Linked DNA regions of Homo sapiens: region 2 is linked to region 1. A link is an interaction called in ENCODE POLR2A ChIA-PET data of the cell type or tissue named here. Cell type or tissue: IMR-90. All regions are shown on one strand. Links, peaks and the distances in the headings refer to the core of each region. The heading gives the core; the rest is flanking DNA.

Region 1 (5,869 bases), core at 986-4,985:
CCTCAGTCTTCATTACAGGGTGGGGTTGTTTGTGGCTAGTGTGGGGAGAAGCTGAAATTGAAATATTAGAGAAGACACTAATTTGAAAGGTAGAGAAGATCTGTAACATCTTCACAGAAATTTCCTTCTTGGAGTTAGGCTTTAAATGGACATAAACTGCTCCTCTGGAATCACTGGACATCATTAAATAAATATACTCTTCTACTATTACAAAAGCCATGCTTTCTCTATTTTATTCTAGGACCCTAAGTGACTATAGTTTCTAAAAAGAGAATGATTCTTGAATAGTTCAGGAATTTTATAATGTCTGTTCTTCTTGTTTGACCCCTGTCCCTAGTCTTGCTTTTATTAAAGGTATGTATCATTCTATTTCTAGATTTTTAAAAAATACTAAGGATTAATAAAATTAAACATAGACACTGTACTCTGGTTGGCAAATCTGCTTCTTATAATAGGGTATGGATTAGCAATTCTGAAATAACTTTATGTCTATAATGAATAAGTAATATAGCTAATGAAAACCAAAAAGAGAAGTTATAGTACACATAATCAAAGGAAGAATAATAGAATGAACCTGGTGGCATTGGACTGGAGAAAAAAGGATCCCTATTAACTCACGGGTTTTATTTTTTTTAAAAAAAGTCAAGGCTGGGTGCAGTGGCTCATGCCTGTAATCCCAGCACTTTGGGAGGCCGAGGTGGGTGGATCACTTGAGGTTGGGAGTTTGAGACCCGCCTGGCCAACATGGTAAAATCCTGTCTCTACTAAAAACACAAAAATTAGCCAGGCATGGTGGCATGCGCCTGTAATCCCAGCTACTCAGGAAGCTGAGGCACAAGAATCATTTGAACCCGGGAGGTGGAGGCTGCAGTGAGCCGAGATTGCACCACAATACTCCAGCCTGGGTGACAGAGCAAAATTCCGTCTCAAAAAAAAAAAAAAAGTCTAGTGCAGTAGCTGATGCCTTTAATCCCAGCACTTTGGGAGGACGAGGTAAAACGACTTCTTGAGCCCAGCAGTTCAAGACTAGCCTGGGCAACATAGCAAGACAACCATCTCTAAAAACACATTATATATATAAAATACATACATACAAACACATACATACATATGTAAACATAGACATAAAGTAAGTATAGATGGTTGAGTATACATTAGTATAGTATGCATACATATTAGTATCTATCTATCCATCCATGTATATATTTTTCTAGCTCTCTATGCTAAGAGGGCTGAGAAGTGGTGTCATCTCAATAGCAATGAGCACACCTAGTGCTCAGATCTTGGCTGTCAAATACTATCCTCCAATATAAGGTAACAGGGCTGGGAAAGGGGAAATACAGGGTAAGTATCTTAGGGTACCAGGAGAAGTGCTATATCTAAAAAAAAAAAAAAAAATAAGCCAGGCACAGTGGCTCATGCCTATAATCCCAGCACTTCAGGAGACCGAGGTGGGAGGACTGCTTGAGCTCAGGAGTTCGAGACTAGCCTGGGCAACATATTGAGACTCCATCTCTACTAAAAAAATTTAAAAATTAGCCAGGCATGGTGGCTCATGCCTGTGGTTCCAGCCACTAGGGAGGGAGGCTGAGCCTGGGAGGCATGATCAAGCCACTGCACTCTAGCCTGGGTGACAAAGTGAGACCCTGCCTCAAAAAAAAATAAAAAAGGATAGGGACCTGTCAAAAAAGTCAAAGGACCCAATCTAAGAGAGATCTCAATGACCAAAGCTGGAACAATTTAATTGATAAAATAAATAATGATAGTAATGAAGAATAAAAGAAATACCCATGAGCCCATAATAAATAAATGATTAAAGTAATAAATAAATGGGAGAGGAGAAACAATACTTCCTTCCCTATAGAAGAATTCTAGTTAATAAGTATAGAAGGAAGGAAAGAAATGGAGAATCACCACTAGAACACAACGATATTTGCTGCAGGCAAGACACAGTAATGAACACTGGGCAAATATTAGCAGGAAAAGTTTAAGGAGAAGCAGGATATATGAGTGGCCTCAAAGCATCTGCCCCAACACAATGACATTCATTAATTACAAAGGGAAAACAGTAACTTTACAGTGGATAACATGGCAGACATCACCTTAAGCAACTGGTCATGGCCAGCAATCTGCAAAAATCCAATATAGTCAAATAGTATAAGCACTCATCTTAGAGTCATCTGTGTTCAAATCTCACTTCAAATTCCAAAAGCCACTTCCTGGCTGTGTGACCTTGAGCAAAACTACTTAATGACTTTGAAGTTTGGCTTTCTTATTTGGAAAATAGTGATTATATCACCTGCCAACCCATAGGGTTGGTGTGAAATTTAACGTGAGAAAATTCACTCCAAAGTGCCGAACATTTTGCCTAACAAAGCAGATGACCAATAAATGTTAAATAAGTTAATTCCCTAGTTTGGTATTAAAAGCCCTCCTAATTGGCCTAATTCTTCCCCGCCTTCCTCCCAACTAGTATCTTCCCCTCAGTTTTGCTCTCCATGCTGCCACCAATGAGTCTCCTCTAAGACCTGGCACCATGCCTCTTTTTAAAAACACTACAAGCACTCCCCATAGCACACCAGTTAAATGCAAGAGTTTTAGGATTAGATGTGAATCTAAACCTGATAATCATAATAAATTCACAGGCCAAAATAGAAGCTTTTTAAAGTATCTGCTATTTTCACTAATCTATGCCATTAAAAACACTATCAGGATAGAAAACTGAGTTTGCCATTTTTACCAATTTAGTAAGTAAAAATTCTAGGTAAGTTCAAAATTTAACTTCCATTGGGAGTTTACTTCACAGTAAATTTACACTTTTGAACTCCCTTCACTTTATGCCAATGACAACAAATGAAAGTGAGATCTCACCTTTCCTTCCTCGAGGTGAAGCAGGAGGACTTTATCTCCTGGCTTATAATCTTTGAGCAGCTCTGCTGACTTCCAGACTTCCTCTGGATCAGGTATCCAAACCCTGGCAAACTAGAAGACAAAAAGAAAAAAATTTAAACTAGCAAATCAATTATTTTACAATCATATATAAACATATGATAACTATTTATAATTAAACAATTTATGAAAAAAGAAATCTTGGCCAACATGAAATTCACTTTTTTTTTTTTTTTTTTTTTTTTGAGACAGAGTTAAGCTCTTGTTGCCCAGGCTGGAGTACAGTGGCATGATCTCAGCTCACAGCAACCTCTGCCTCCTGGGTTCAAGCAATTCTCCTGCCTCAGCCTCCTGAGTAGCTGGAATTACAGGCGCCTGCCACCACACTCAGCTAATTTTTTTGTTTTTAATAAAGATGGAGTTTCGCCATATTGGCCAAGCTGGTCTCCAAACTCCTGACCTCAGGTGATCCACCCGCCTCAGCCTCCCAAAGTGCTGGGATTACAGGTGTGAGCCACCACGTCCAGCTGAAATTTACTTTTTAAATTAGTAAACAAAAAATATTTTAGCTCTCATAGCACCACCATTCCCAAATTATATAAAAAGTGTGCTCTGAAAAAACAGTTATGATCAAAGCTTGACTTTGCTTTACACAGTAAATGCCACCTGAAAGTATAATTTTAGGTTAAAATGTACACATAAGATCTATTTTTGAAGCTATGGTGTTGTGGTTCTGCCAGTTTCAACAGCACTGCCATCTTTTTATGGCTGGGTTTACAATTTGGATTTTTTTGTTCTTTCTTTTTCTTTTTTTTTTTTTTTTTTGAGATACAGTCTCGCTCTGTTGCCCAGGCTGGAGTGCAGTGGCACGATTTCGGCTCACTGCCACCTCTGCCTCCCGGGTTCAAGTGATTCTCCTGCCTCAGCCTCACGAGTAGCTGGGACTACAGGCATGTGCCACTGTGCCCAGCTAATTTTTGTATTTTTAGTAGAGACGGGGTTTCACCATGTTGGCCAGGCTGGTCTCGAACCCCTGACCTCGTGACCCACCTGCCTCAGCCTCCCAAAGTGCTGGGATTACAGTCATGAGCCACCGTGCCCGGCCCACAATTTGGATTTTTTTATGGTGGTTTGCATCCTGTGCTCTGCAAAGCCTTAGTGATTTCTCAGACATCCTTCAGGAGCCATCACAGTAGGGAGAAGAGGAGAATAAAAATAACAGATTTTTTAAAACTGAAGAAACACGGTTGTTCAGCATTTTGCCTTCATTATTTTATAAAGATGAGTGGGAAATGGTAAAAATGGCACAGCCAGTCACTAATAAGCTTAGCTCCTGTAGCCTCAACATCATGAAAAAGGCATGGTAATCATCAGGGATTCCCAAAGCAGCAAATATTTTGCCTCAACTAGATACTCCCTGGACATAAGCCAGAAGATTATGTGGTCAATTTTGAAGAAAAAGAACAAAATATACTAACATGCACAAATCTTTCGAATACCACATTGAAGAAGTGTTTTTATGTGCTTGGACTCTCTGGGAAGAAATTTCCCTTTAAAACACACATACACTAAACCTAAATGCCCATTTTCATGAACAAATCACATATGAAAACAGGAATCCTAGATTCAGCCAGCAAGGGAAAGACATGACACAATCAATCATGGCTGGCATGGGCCAGACTGAACCCGGTCTCTGGCCTGTATCTGTATCCTCATTTCATGTAAATTCACCTCTAGATTTCATTTTTAACAATAATCAGGGTACTAATTTACTTGGAGCTTTGAGAAGGAGCATTTGGATTTGAGTATGTTAAATATGGGGCAACTTCCCAAAGAACTGTGATAATGTAATGACTATTCTAAGTACTGGGCACAAAGTTCTGGAAGCTTGTAACAAGGTCATTCCCAAGTACAAGAGAAATTTATATGACCCAGTGATGAACTTACAGATAGGAGAAAGCGAAAAGAAAGTGGGTGAACGAAAGTACAGGTAGATCTGAGATTCAAGATAATTTAAATTAAGAAAAACATTTCAGCATGCCATGCCACTGTCCTGGATATTACGTTAACCTCTTTTTTTTTTTTTTTTTTTTTGAGACGGAGTCTCACTCTGTCACTCTGTCACCCAGGCTGGAGTGCAGTGGCACGATCTCGGCTCACTGCAACCTCCGCCTCCTGGGTTCAAGTGATTCTCCTGCCTCGGCCTCCCGAGCAGCTGGGACTATAGGCACATGCCACCACACCCAGCTAATTTTTTTCTATTTTTAGTAGAGACAGGGTTTCACCGTGTTAGCCAGGATGGTCTCGATCTCCTGACCTCATGATCCACCCGCCTTGGCCTCTCAAGGTGCTGGGATTACAGGCATGAGCCACCATGCCCAGCCTATGTTAACCTCTTTACTGACAAATATTTTCAAGCCTTCCTATTGGGAAGCTGCTGTGGTATATTGCCATAGTTTCCAAACTACTAGATTTCATGGCTGGTAAAATTTTTTACTTAAAGTTTGGGGACTGATATAAGGTTATTAACTAACTTTTAGTCTTGACAAGTAAGATTATAAAACCATTAATTATTGGCAGCACTTACAGACAAGTAGAGGCTAAAGCCCTCACACTCAGCAGAGGCAACATAAATACCAATTTACTGTCTAATATCACCATCGTTTTACAAAATAAAGGACATTTTAACAAGAAAACAGTAGGACAAATAGCCATCACAGTTTTTTTGTTTTCTGTTTTTCTGACACAGAGTTTTCCTCTTGTTGCCCAGGTTGGAGTGCAATGGCATGATCTCGGCTCATTGCAGCCTCCGCTTCTGGGGTTCAAGCGATTCTCCTGCCTCAGCCTCCCAAGTAGCTGGGATTACAGGTGCCTGCCACCACACCTGGCTACTTTTTTGTTGTTGTTGTATTTTTAGTAGAGACAGGGTTTCGCCATGTTGGCCAGGCTGGTCTCAAACTCCTAGCCTCAGAGAGTGATC
Region 2 (5,869 bases), core at 1,063-5,062, 220 kb after region 1:
AGAACAGGAATATACATAACTGATTCACACAGCATCCCTCTCATATGACAGATGACAGGAAGCTTATAGCAAAATCTGAGGCCCATCCATGTATGAGCCTTAGGGGCTGATTACTTTTTATACTCTATCTTGACTACTTCCTCAAATTTATAATTTTACTGTTCCTGGGCTTATTATAAACCTTCTCTTCAAGTCCTATGATGTCCAGAAGTCTTTCAGTGAGTAAAACTGAGGAATCCAGTGAAGAAAGAACAGAAAGATATTTCCAGTTTCTCAATAGTCCTCATGCTGTCACTTTTATAACTGAGCCTCATCACAAAGGATTATATAATAGATTCAAGTAATACTGCAAACAATTACATTTTTAAAACTTAGGTCTTTGAATTTTTGATACTATAACATCTGAAGATTAAGAAAAAAATTTACTATATACTTGCAAAAGCAATACAGTTTATGCAAAAACACTGTCGATATGTGAAAATGCCTGACAAAAAGTTGTCAAGACCAAAGTTTTGGCCCTGCTGACTATGAAAAGCAAATATTTCTTAGATTCAAACTATGAACAAGTAATGAAATTTCCGCAAGGAAGAGTCAAGGAAAAAAATGTGTCATATATCACTTAAGGCATACATATAGAAATCAAACATTTGTGATAATACCTGAAGTAGGAACGACTTAAAAAAAGATTTTCACAGAACACTTAGAGAAAAAGAAAAACTCAGATTGTTACCCCTTCCCAATCTGAGTTTTTAAGTTACATATTTTTTAAAGAACTGTAAACAGCATTATATATTATTGCCTGATTTCAAAATAATCAAAAACAATCTGTTTTACTTAAAACCAACTGTAGCAATCACTGCATCTAGTAAATACTAGCACTTCTATTTGCTATTCCTTATAAAGAGGCAAAAACAAAAAAGAAATCACTGTTTTTGAGAATTAAAGTATTTTTCCATAAGCACAAAACAATAGCCAATTTAAAGATATGACATAGACAAAGACAATAAAAATTATATTGTCAAATAATAGACAAATCCAAAAAACTGAAATATGCTAGCAATGTTATTATAACTGACTAGATTATAAACCTCAACTACCCTGAAGTTCTGCTACTGAATAGGAACTTTCAGATGCTCCAGTATATAAAACATTTTTAGGTGCTAAGCCCAGCAATAATGTCTGGAATTCTGCCAATAATATTCCTCCTGAACACAATGGCAAAGCCTCTGTGTGACACAGCAGTACACTCAACTTTCTTACAATTTCATGTTCCCCCATCTTTTGCAGCATATGAATGAGAAATAGCCTTTCTCTTGGAGGCTCTATTAATTTTTATGAAATAAACCAACATAAAATGGGTAGCAAATCAATTTAAACAAAACTTTGGTTTTTATGGTTCTATAATTAGAAAATAAAATTAGTAATTCATAAGAGTTACAGCTAAAAAATGAAAATTGCTAGATTGACTTTCATGTGGTTAGTCATATTTAACAAACTTGAGTCCTCTCTGCCTGTGTCTGCCTCTCACTCCAAACTCCCTTTCATACCCCTACCCCTTCTACACACAGCTGCTCTTCTTGAAGTGAGTGCTTTATATTGTGGAGGCCACCAAGTCCAAATAATATAACTTTATTTTGCTATAATTTTTATAACTTCTATCAAATTCAAGTTTTTGGCTGCACCTTACAAACTTGAAAATCTAAGAAATGCCAGTCTTTTAAACTTCAGCCACATGTAGGTCTACGTAAAACATTTTTTTAATCTTTAAGGACTATTTTGTAAATTTTCACCAATTATTAGACATCTTTTTAATACAAATGTTATATACATAGTATTGTTACAAAGATCAGCAAAGGGCACAAAAGCATGGGATAATATTTTGAGTTCTCTTTAAAGAAAAGAAATATCTCTCCTTACCAGAAATGCTAACACTGTTAAGACTTTCTAATGACAGGTATTTTTTGAAAAGAACAACAACAAAACCCATCCTATTCCAAACTATATAGTTTGTAGAGATAACAAAGCCCTAATATTAACTCTGAGCTTATACTGACTTTACTCATCAGACATACATCACTGAGTGAACTAAAGGCCACTTAGCCATGTAAAACGAAAAAGCAAAGGAAAAGCCGGTTATTAGCTCAATACGGATCCTTCGTAAAATGGGCAATATGCTAATTAGTCTGCTCTGCTTTAATTAAAAGAACCATTAGCTAAATCACATATGTAAACTTTAATTTCACAGTATTTGAGAAAGATACAAAAAGACCTTTTGTTTATTAAAACACTTTAAAACTTTCCTATAATCTGTTGAACAGACCAATTTTTCCAGATCCTATATAAACAAATGGTAACCTACACTCTGTTCAATTATCACATATATTATATTAGTACAGTTTAATAAGATTTGACTATATTTGAAGTATTAACTAAGTCAGATATGCAATTATTACATTTAGGAGGCCTACTTCAATTTTAAAATACTAGTTTAACCTTGTATGTTGTCTTCAAAATCCCTTATCCTTCAGTTTTCTATATGGATGTTTAATAGAACACTACACTGACTTTGCGGTTGAATTATGATGCTTTATCTGAACTGCACAGAACTAGTCAATGGATTAAATAATTAAGAGATTGCACAATTTGAGGTAGGATTTTCAGAAATGCTTTATAAAAAGATTTTGGCACACCAATTCCTTAAACTATGTCAAAAATCTCACTTAGTTAAATTCTGACAATCTTTGTCAAATTCAGAAACATGAATTCAATTAAAAATATGCAGCTTATTTAAAATACATTTGTCTTAACAGCTTTAATTTAAAAAATACCTCCTGCCCCCACATACAGTTAATGCTTCTGGCTAATGCACATTCTCTTCCCTGTATTCTCATTTCTATCACATTTTTTCCCCATTAAAGTGAGCACATTGTACTTGGTTTCTTTTCTTCCTACTCATTGTTCAGTTCAGCATTTTAATAATCTTTTCAGTACTGCTGTTCAAAGAAAACAGGCTATATGAAGCTAAAGAAAATTCTCTAAGTTCAATGGTTTTCAAAGTGAGATAATTTTCCTAGACCTATTTATTAAAAATCCATGCAAAGCAAGCACCACAGCCAACTGGTAAACAGCTACAGAAAATTGGAAGCTTAAAAATAAAGCCGTTAAAAAACACTTCACTACACACCTTCTCTGTGAAGCCCTTTGTTTCCACTGAAAACCATACTGGAATCCTTGTATAAAGGAAGTTGCCTTCTGGCTATCAATAGCTATACTATCAGTAACTGAGGGATCCAGATGTCTGCAGCGGTTAAAACAAATGTTCAGCGTTGGGTGCTGATCCCGCTTCCCTCCGTGTAAGGTTTTTCACAAAGGCAGCAGAGTAAGAGCGCACATAGCAACAGCACTCACAGCTGATTGGACAGAGGGTGTGCTCAACCTCCCCTGCTCGCTAGGTCCACTACAGCTTCCTGTCTACTTGGCAGCACTGTCATGTTTTCTTTGCTCGTCTTACAAACTCAGCTGTGTTTAGGCAACTTGAAAGGAAAGAACAGTAGACTGATAATGGCAAAGTATTCTAGCGTTTGCCCCTGAAATGTGTTTCTTCAGTTGCTTTTAAAACAGAGAAATTCGTAAGACAAAAATTTATTTCAGTTAGTGATGCACATAAACTGAAGACAAAGAAGGGTTGTGGAAGGAATCAGTTACTTCACATCTAAATTAAATCAGGTTCTACCAAGTGAAACCCTCTGAAAATGTATAAATACAAAAATTTACAACAATCAGAATAAAGCATTGTCAACCTTCATATACCTGGAACTTTATATAAAGTATTTTACAACAAACTTCACAAATTCCTAGAAAAGCACAACCTGTTACATATTTAAAATGGGATAGGTCCTGAAATGGTCTCTCCTCAAATGCATGCAGTACCTTTTAAGAGGACTAAAGAAACAGGTTACCAGACTGACTAGAAAAAGATTCAGAAAGGAAAAATTATCAGTTACTTAGTAATCTCTGACAATACAAGATTTAACTAGGTATTTGTGGTAAAATGTCTCTGGATACATAGAACAATGACGTTTAGCTTAAATTCATTTACTTTTTGCTATCATAAAATTACCCAGAGATATAGAAGTATAGACTTTTTTTCAGGTTTCAAGTACTGGGCTTCAGTTTACCAGTTCATACTGTCTCCACAAACTTTAACAGCAAAAATCCCTCCCCAGCTTACAAAGCTGTTTGGGAGAATCAATGAAGGTAGTAGGGGATGAACAGATGTGATGAATTATAAAAATTTCTCATTTTAGAAATATTTCCCCTGAACGTCGCATCAACTAGGATGGTGGTTCAAACGTTTAAAGCAATGGAACTCTTTATTTGCATTCTTCCTATAAAATGCATTATCAGTGGTGGCTCTAGGATTTCCATACAGGAAAGGTTTGTGGGAGTAGGCTGAGGCCGCAGCAGAAGCATGCCGTTTATTACTCAGATCTTTGTTTATCTTGAGTGTCTTGGGGTTAGGGAGTGGAGTCTGATGGAAGTGTTGGAGTTACTAAAGTGCCCCATGAGCACTATGAGGCTATTTTTAAGTGAGAAGCCACAAATAGCATGCAATTTCATATCAGACCCAGAATCCACAAGATTTCTACCCCTGAAGAAGCTTCTAGGATTCCTGGAGTTCTATAGTACAGAAGAAATACAACCCGGAAGAGGCTTATTGCTTTAAAGAAATCTCATTAAAGAATCTGATCACCGGTTCCATACTTAGCCAGAGGGAGAGCTGCTAAGCCCCCTGAGAAATAACAAGACGTGCTTGGAAACACAATAAGCCTGAGGTAGGTGACTCAGAGAAAGAATGGCATGGTAGAGACAGTAAGGAATTTGGAGGTAGGCCAAGCTGTGTTCAAAACATGAATCTGCCATTTACTAACAGCGAGACCACATATAAGATTATTATACCATTATGAGCTTCAGTTTCCTCATCTGTACAACTTCCTAATCCAAGACTAGTCACAGGCCCACTGTACTTTTTCGTTAACACTTACTGCACAGAATGTAGAAAGACTGTTTACAAAATGACTGGTTTAATGACAGTCTCCTCCAACACACTGTAAGTGCTTAAAACGTAGGTACTATGTCTACTTAATTGTTTACCTAGCACCATGCCCCATTTATATTTTTATACAATATTTGATTTGATTTCACAATCATGGGAGGTGACTAGTGCAAGTAGAACATCTTATTTGACCATCTTCATTGTTTAAATAAGGAAGTTAGATCTAAAATTTACAAGTCACAACTAGAAGTTAAAGGAAATCAAATTTAAAAATTTTTTGGATTAATAAATTTATATTTCAAAATTAACCTTTTCCTATCTCCTATAATATATAATCCCAGGGTTGTTTTGGAATAGTTCCTTTCAGTTATAATCCTTAAACTTTAAAATTAAAGGGTAGTGATATATCTATAATATAAATCTATTGATGTCATATAAAAAGAGAATTTACAGAAAAAACATTAAATGTATTTAGTCACAACATGTAATTATAAATGATAAAAGACACTCCAAATAGATGTGCCACCTTAAAAACTTAAATCCAACTGAGACAGAATTTTATTTAGTGAAATGCTCCCCTCTATGCTGCTAGTTTTCCAATAAATTTCAGAACAGCACTTCATACATTTTTGAAAAAAGTTTGCTTTTCCCCAGTTTGCTCATCTTGGTACACAAAACTAAATAATGAGTATGCTATAAAATGATGGCGCATTATCTACTTTGTAAATCTCAAGACTACAAACTAAGAATCTGAATAACATGAAATTATACACAAGTGTTAGTCCCAGATTCTCAGTTCTCAATCCCCAATCA

The links. Peaks named below come from ENCODE experiments on the same cell type or tissue, not always from the same donor. Only the 100,000 strongest peaks of a DNase experiment are listed, where the experiment ranks them.
Region 2: POLR2A ChIA-PET joins it to region 1 with 9 read pairs; 4 of 35 experiments call an interaction of 5 or more read pairs at or near these places.

The regions. Positions count from the first base shown.
Region 1 is chr15:52,430,304-52,436,172 of GRCh38, forward strand. MYO5A (myosin VA) reads right to left here. Exons shown (of 42, transcript NM_001382347.1): 2 at 2,872-2,982. Among named protein-coding and RNA genes, the nearest start is that of MYO5A, 96 kb to the right of the region's middle. In IMR-90, for the core only: no CTCF peak of the experiment used is centred there; no DNase peak of the experiment used is centred there.
Region 2 is chr15:52,648,686-52,654,554 of GRCh38, forward strand. The region is part of intron 2 of ATOSA (atos homolog A); the gene reads right to left. Among named protein-coding and RNA genes, the nearest start is that of ATOSA, 28 kb to the right of the region's middle. In IMR-90, for the core only: no CTCF peak of the experiment used is centred there; DNase peaks (open chromatin) are centred at 3,446, 4,496 and 4,866; H3K4me3 peaks cover 302 bases; H3K27ac peaks cover 523 bases.